Regions from separate parts of the Homo sapiens genome. Here region 2 is linked to region 1. Evidence: read pairs that join two places in POLR2A ChIA-PET (ENCODE). Cell type or tissue: A673. All regions are shown on one strand. Each heading gives the region's core, and the rest is flanking DNA. Links, peaks and the distances in the headings are about the cores only.

What was found. Peaks named below come from ENCODE experiments on the same cell type or tissue, not always from the same donor. Only the 100,000 strongest peaks of a DNase experiment are listed, where the experiment ranks them.
Region 2: POLR2A ChIA-PET joins it to region 1 with 5 read pairs; 4 of 35 experiments call an interaction of 5 or more read pairs at or near these places.

The regions. Positions count from the first base shown.
Region 1 is chr19:49,211,015-49,213,915 of GRCh38, reverse strand. It overlaps TRPM4 (transient receptor potential cation channel subfamily M member 4), which reads right to left. Exons shown (of 25, transcript NM_017636.4): 23 at 2,829-2,901; 24 at 2,647-2,752; 25 at 2,080-2,422. The coding sequence ends at 2,418. Among named protein-coding and RNA genes, the nearest start is that of TRPM4, 55 kb to the right of the region's middle. RefSeq lists an enhancer at 2,647-2,901. In A673, for the core only: no CTCF peak of the experiment used is centred there; a DNase peak (open chromatin) is centred at 1,445; H3K4me3 peaks cover 1,304 bases; H3K27ac peaks cover 2,500 bases.
Region 2 is chr19:48,867,083-48,869,983 of GRCh38, reverse strand. PLEKHA4 (pleckstrin homology domain containing A4) reads left to right here and starts at 1,367. Exons shown (of 20, transcript NM_020904.3): 1 at 1,367-1,901; 2 at 2,358-2,447. The coding sequence starts at 2,364. In A673, for the core only: no CTCF peak of the experiment used is centred there; a DNase peak (open chromatin) is centred at 1,343; H3K4me3 peaks cover 1,131 bases; H3K27ac peaks cover 1,996 bases.

The DNA of each region.
Region 1 (2,901 bases), core at 277-2,776:
GAGACAAAAGCTCAAACTTGCACATGGACTGAGTGAGTTCCTGTGACTTCACGGCAGTTGACATTTCCAAATATAAAATCGTGCATTACAGATGCTCTCTGGATTGCCCAGATTTCTGTTCCAACGCAGCCACTTTCCATTTTTATTTTTTATTATTCTTTTGAAACAGAGTCTTGCTCTGTCACCCAGGCTGGAGTGCAGTGGCACAATTTCGGTTCACTGCAATCTCCGCCTCCTGGGTTCAAGTGATTCTCCTGCCTCAGCCTCCCGAGTAGCTGGGACTACAGGTGTCCGCTACCACACCCGGCTAATTTTTGTATTTTTAGTAGTGATGGGGTTTTGCTATATTGGCCAGGCTGGTCTCGAACTCCTGGCCTCAAGTGATCCACTTGCTTGGCTTCCCAAAGTGCTGTTTTACAGGCATGAGCCACCACGCCCAACCCCCAACTCAGCTACTTTCTATGTGTGACTTTATTTGAGCTACTTTTCTGTGTCTCACTTTTCTCATCTGCAAAATGGAGACAATAATAGAACCTACCTTGTATGGTTATCATAGGGTTCACTGATGTAGCGCACGTGAAGCACTTAAAACAATGCTGGACACACATATATAGAAAGTACTGGAGGCCGGGTACGGTGGCTCACGCCTGTAATCCCAGCACTCTGAGAGGCCGAGGTGAGTGGATCACTTGACCCCAGGAGTTTGAGACCAGCCAGGGCAATATGGTGAGACCCCATCTCTACCAAAAATCCAAAAAATTAGCCGGGCATGGTGGTGTGAGCCTGTAGAACCAGCTACTCAGGAGGCTGAGTGGGAGAATTGCTTGAGCCCAGGAGGTGGAGGTTGCAGTGAGCTGTGATTGAGTCACTGCATTTCTGCCTGGGTGACAGAGTGAGACCTTATTGAAAGAAAAGAAGAAAAAGTGGCCGGGTGTGGTGGCTCACACCTGTAATTCCAGCACTTTGGAAGGCCGAGGCAGGCAGATCACCTGAGATGAGGAGTTTGGGACCAGCCTGGCCAACATGGTGAAACCCCGTCTCTACCAAAAATACAAAAATTAGCCGGGCATGGTGGCGGGCACCTGTAATCCTAGCTACTCCAGAGGCTGAGGTAGGAGAACTGCTTGAACCCAGGAAGCGGAGGTTGCAGTGACCTGAGATCGTGCCACTGCACTCCAGCCTGGGTGACAGAGAGAGACTCTGTCTCAAAAAAAAAAAAAAAAAAAAAGAAGAAAAGAAAGGAAGGAAGAAGGAGGGAGGGAAGGAGGGAGGAAGGGAGGAAAGGAGGGAGGGAGGAAGGAAGGAAGGAAGGAAGGAAGGAAGGAAGGAAGGAAGTAGGTTACATTACAGTGATTATTACTACTTGGGTTGGTGAGAACTAACTCAGCATCTTCCAGAGAAGTTGCAGTTGCCACACAACACTTGGCAATGTTTCAACGCTACTCTGCACCCACGGTGACAGATACTTGGATCTCCTCCAATTTGGAGGAAGGATGTTTGGTTTTGATTTTTGGATGTGTTGGTTGTTGGTGGCTTTCTTGCTATTTAACTAATGATTGCTGTCAGTTCAACCTTGTCATTACCAGTTTAGCTTGTTATGGGTTATTTAGTTAAGCTGCATGTATAATCACACATATTTGCCTCAACCCTGTGTGCGCCTGGCCTGCAATTTCCCACTAATTAGACTTTTTAAAGACACGTATGCATTTATCTACTCAAATTTGCATCATCCGTTTCCCTATTGCCAAAGCAGATGTACACAACACCCACCCACCTCCATTCCAGGAAATAATTTGCTTATTATCACTGAGTTATTTTTCCACTGGAAAGTTGAAACTGGGTGGGAGGGGGTACAGATGGGGTCTTGTCCTACTGAAGCGAGAGCCGTCAGAACAGTGCAGACAGAAGTGCTGGGTCTCCGGCAAGAACAATGGGGCTCAAGGGAGGAAACGGACTCCAAAATATCTGAATTACAGCAGCAAATCCACCAAGAACCCCAAACCCAACACCCCAGCTCCAGCTCCCATCCTGGATCTAGACACCCACCAGCTCCCCCAGGAATCAAGCCTCCGGACACGATTCCTCTGAAATGGCTTTATTTCCCCAGTGTGAGGAATCTGTGAGTGGTGAGGGGTCTGTGGTCCCTGTTACCCCAAGGACCCTGCAGCCTCCAGATGGATAACGGCCCGGGATCCAGGCCTTGATCCTCCCAGGCTGGGACTGGTTCTGGGAGGAGCCGGGCATGCTGTGGTTTGTAAGGATGACACTCCCAAAGGTGGTCCTGACAGTGGCCCAGATGGACATGGGGCTCACCTCAAGGACAAGGCCACCAGGTGCGGGGGCCGAGGCCCAGATGAGCCTTACTCTAGGAGCAAAATCCCCTGTGGGGGCTTCTCCTTGAAGTCCGCCAGCAGGGCTCAGTCTGGGGGAAGAGAGAAAAGAGAGAGCAGGTGATTGGCAGGGAAGGGGAGAGACAGAAAAACTGGGAGACTGGCAAAAAAGAAGAAAGACGAAGGCGAGAGTACAAAAGGCTCAAAGGAGACCAAGAGAGTGACCCAGGGACACTGGAAAGGTGCCGAGAGAGAAAAACACGCAAAAATACAGGAACAGAGGCTGGAGATGCACAGGCTGATGCTACACACTGACCTTTGGACCCAGGCAGGTCAGGGGGTGGCGGCCCACCTGGGGGCAGCAAGGCAGAGCGGCTCAGGGCCTCGGCCACCCACCCCAGGACGCGGCTACACTGCTGGACCTGCGGAATGGGAGGAATGTCAGAGCGGGAGATGGGACCCCTGCCACAGTCCCCCAGCCAGGCCCCAAGGCCTCACCTCCCGCTCCAGCACTTTCAGGCGCTGTTCGTACTCGCGGATGTGTCCCAGCTGTTTCAGTGCCAAGTCCACC
Region 2 (2,901 bases), core at 154-2,653, 340 kb after region 1:
GTAGTCCCAGCTACTCGGGAGGCTGAGGCAGGAGAATGGCGTGAACCTGGGAGGCAGAGCTTGCAGTGAGCTGAGATCGTGCCACTGTACTCCAGCCTGGGCGACAGAGCGAGACTCCGTCTCAAAAAAATAATAATAATAATTAATTTAGGCCGGGTGCAGTGGCATGTGCCTGTAGTTCCAGCTACTCAGGAGGCTGAGTCAGGAGAATCGCTTGAACCCGGGAGGCGGAGGTTGCAGTGAGCCGAGATCACGCCACTGCACTCCAGCCTGGCGACAGAGCAAAACACCGCCTCAAAAAAAAAAAAAAAAGAAATTCATTTTCTAAATAGAGACAAGGTCTCGCTATGATGCCCAGGCTGGTGTTGAACTCCTGGTCTCAAGCGATCCTCCTGCCTTGGCCTCCCAAAGTGCTGGGATTACAGGCGTGAGCCATTGCACCCAGCCAGGGCTCACTGCTTTCTTCTCAGTGGCTGCAACAGACAGTGCCTGCACACAGTAGGTGCTCAACAGGTGCATGGTGAATGGCAGTTAAACCGAAAGCTCAGATTCCTTCCCGGTCACAGGCACAAGGCTCCACTCCTGGGTGTCATCTGCTTCAGACTTAGGCAGTAGCTCTGCCCCCACAAGCCGCGATTCTGCCTGGGTGGCACTCTTTGTGCGGGTGGGGGCGCTTCTGCTACAAGTTCCAGGCCCTGGGTGACAGTTCCAGCCCCCCGCTCTCCTCCCCTGCCTACGGATGCATAATCTTGTTCCTCAAAATATACCAAGGAATCATGTCTCTCTCCTGAGGGAGTTGTCCTCAGTCTAGAAGAGAATTCTCACCTGGATCTGAGGTGGAGGTTTGGAACTCTCCATTTCACCCTGCCCTACTGGGACCATCCCCTTTTCTCCCTAGGGGACCTGGACAAACCGTCCCTGGCCCCTTCCAAGCACAGCCATGTTTCCAGACCCCCAGCTCTTTCACGACTCAGGAGTCCTGATCCTAGCTCAGACCTTCTCGGGCACCCAGGAGTCTGGATCCCTAACCCATTCCCTCCAGGGCTTTGGAAATTTGAGTCCCCACCCCTTGCAGGACACAAGCCTCCTCCGTTTAGGACACCAGTGGCTCAGGCCCCCAACCACAGCAGCAAACCCACGGGGGCCCTGGAGTGCAGGCCTCAAGTCCAACTCTCCAAACACTGAGAAGTCCCAACCTTGGTCCTTAGGGGACCTGGGAATTGGGGGGCCCAAGCCCCTCCCTTCAGCTATGGGGGCAGCTGAGCCAGAGGTCAGGCTGTAGTGGGGAGGCCAGAAGGGGCGGGGACAGCCGGGATTGGGAGGGGAGAACAGCAGCGTGGGCGGCTGGCAGAGGCAGGGAAAGACCAGCAGAGAGGAAAGAGAAACTGGGAGAGGGAGGAAGGGAGAAAGTGAGAAGGGAAATCGGAAAGAGAAAAGGGAGGAAACGGCAGAGCCAGAGAGAAAGAGGAAGAGACTGAGTGTGAAGGAGAGAGGACACAGGGGATGACTGAGAGACAGAGAGAGAGAGAGAGAGAGAATGAGACAGAGACTTAAGGAAGAGACCCTGTGAGTCTGACAATAAAAGATTTGGACAGAAACAGAAAGATTGGAGAGAGAGAGAGAGGGAGAGAATGAGTGAGAGAGAGACTGGAAGAGACAGAGATCAGAGGGAGACACAGAAAGTGAGAGTGGGGAGAGAGGTAGTGTAAAAGGAAGAGAGAGAGAGAGAGACCGTAAGAGACAGGAGACAAAGAGACAAAAAGTGTGAGTGAGCAGGTGAGGAGAGAGATTGAGAACTATGAGAGACAGCAGCTAAGAGACAAAGGAGGCGGGAGACTGCCTAGGTGCCGCAGCACCCACACCGTCCTCTTGCCCCCCCGTCACTGGGACCCCAGAGCTGGGTAAGTTCCCTGGCTGGGCTGGGAGGGGCTCTCTGGGTTCACATTCCTGGTGCCGCAGGGCTTGGCTTGGGGAGTTGGCAGGGGTGGTTTGGGGGTGCATGTGGGAGGGCGGGAGACAGGTAGCCTGGGGCAGCCGGAAGGAGGCAGGGAATGGGGAGTCCCTAAGCACAGAGAGGGTCAAATTCCTGGCCTGAGTGCAGTGGGCAGGAATAAAGAAGCCCCTATTCTCTGGCCTGGGCTGCAGACAGCTGCCCCCTCCCGCAGCTGCCAGGGCCGCCTACCTCTCTTGGCACCACTCTTGGTATGTGGTCACGGGCCATGGCCTCCCCCAGCCCCCCAAGTCCCGAAACAACAGGCTCTTTCTCTGCAGCCTCCTCCGACCTCCAAGCCCCTGACCCCATCTCTGTCTCACACCCGTCACTGCAGAGACACAGCCCCTTTCTTTCTCTCCCCCAGCCCTTGATGGAGGGGAGCCGACCTCGCAGCAGCCTGAGCCTGGCCAGCAGCGCCTCCACCATCTCCTCGCTCAGCAGCCTGAGCCCCAAGGTTTGAGCTTCCTGGCGGGGATGGGGAGGAAGGTGGGGCTCTGGGCCGCCCATCCTTCTGTTTCCCCAAGGACTCTGGTTGTTAAGGACAAAGATCCTTAGCAACGGGGTCTGCCAGACATAGTAAGGTCCCAAATTGCCTACACACCGCAGCTAGGAATTCAGAGGCACTCCCAGCTCTGTCCCCACCCTTTGTATTTTCCTAATTCTAAACCAGAGTAACAACCTCCCTTGACCCTGGTTGCTAAGATAAAGCCGCTCCCCAGCCATGAGGCCCCTCGAGTTCTGAGAAGTAGTGGCTGCTCTTGATTAGTGCCAGAACTTGCTGTCCTATCTCTCGCCATCCAATCTACCCACTAATGAAATCCTATAAGGAGAGACCCTTCTCTGACAATAAGACCCAAGGGGCCTCCAGATACTTGCATCCCAAATCGGCATCCCAGCCAAAAGCTTAG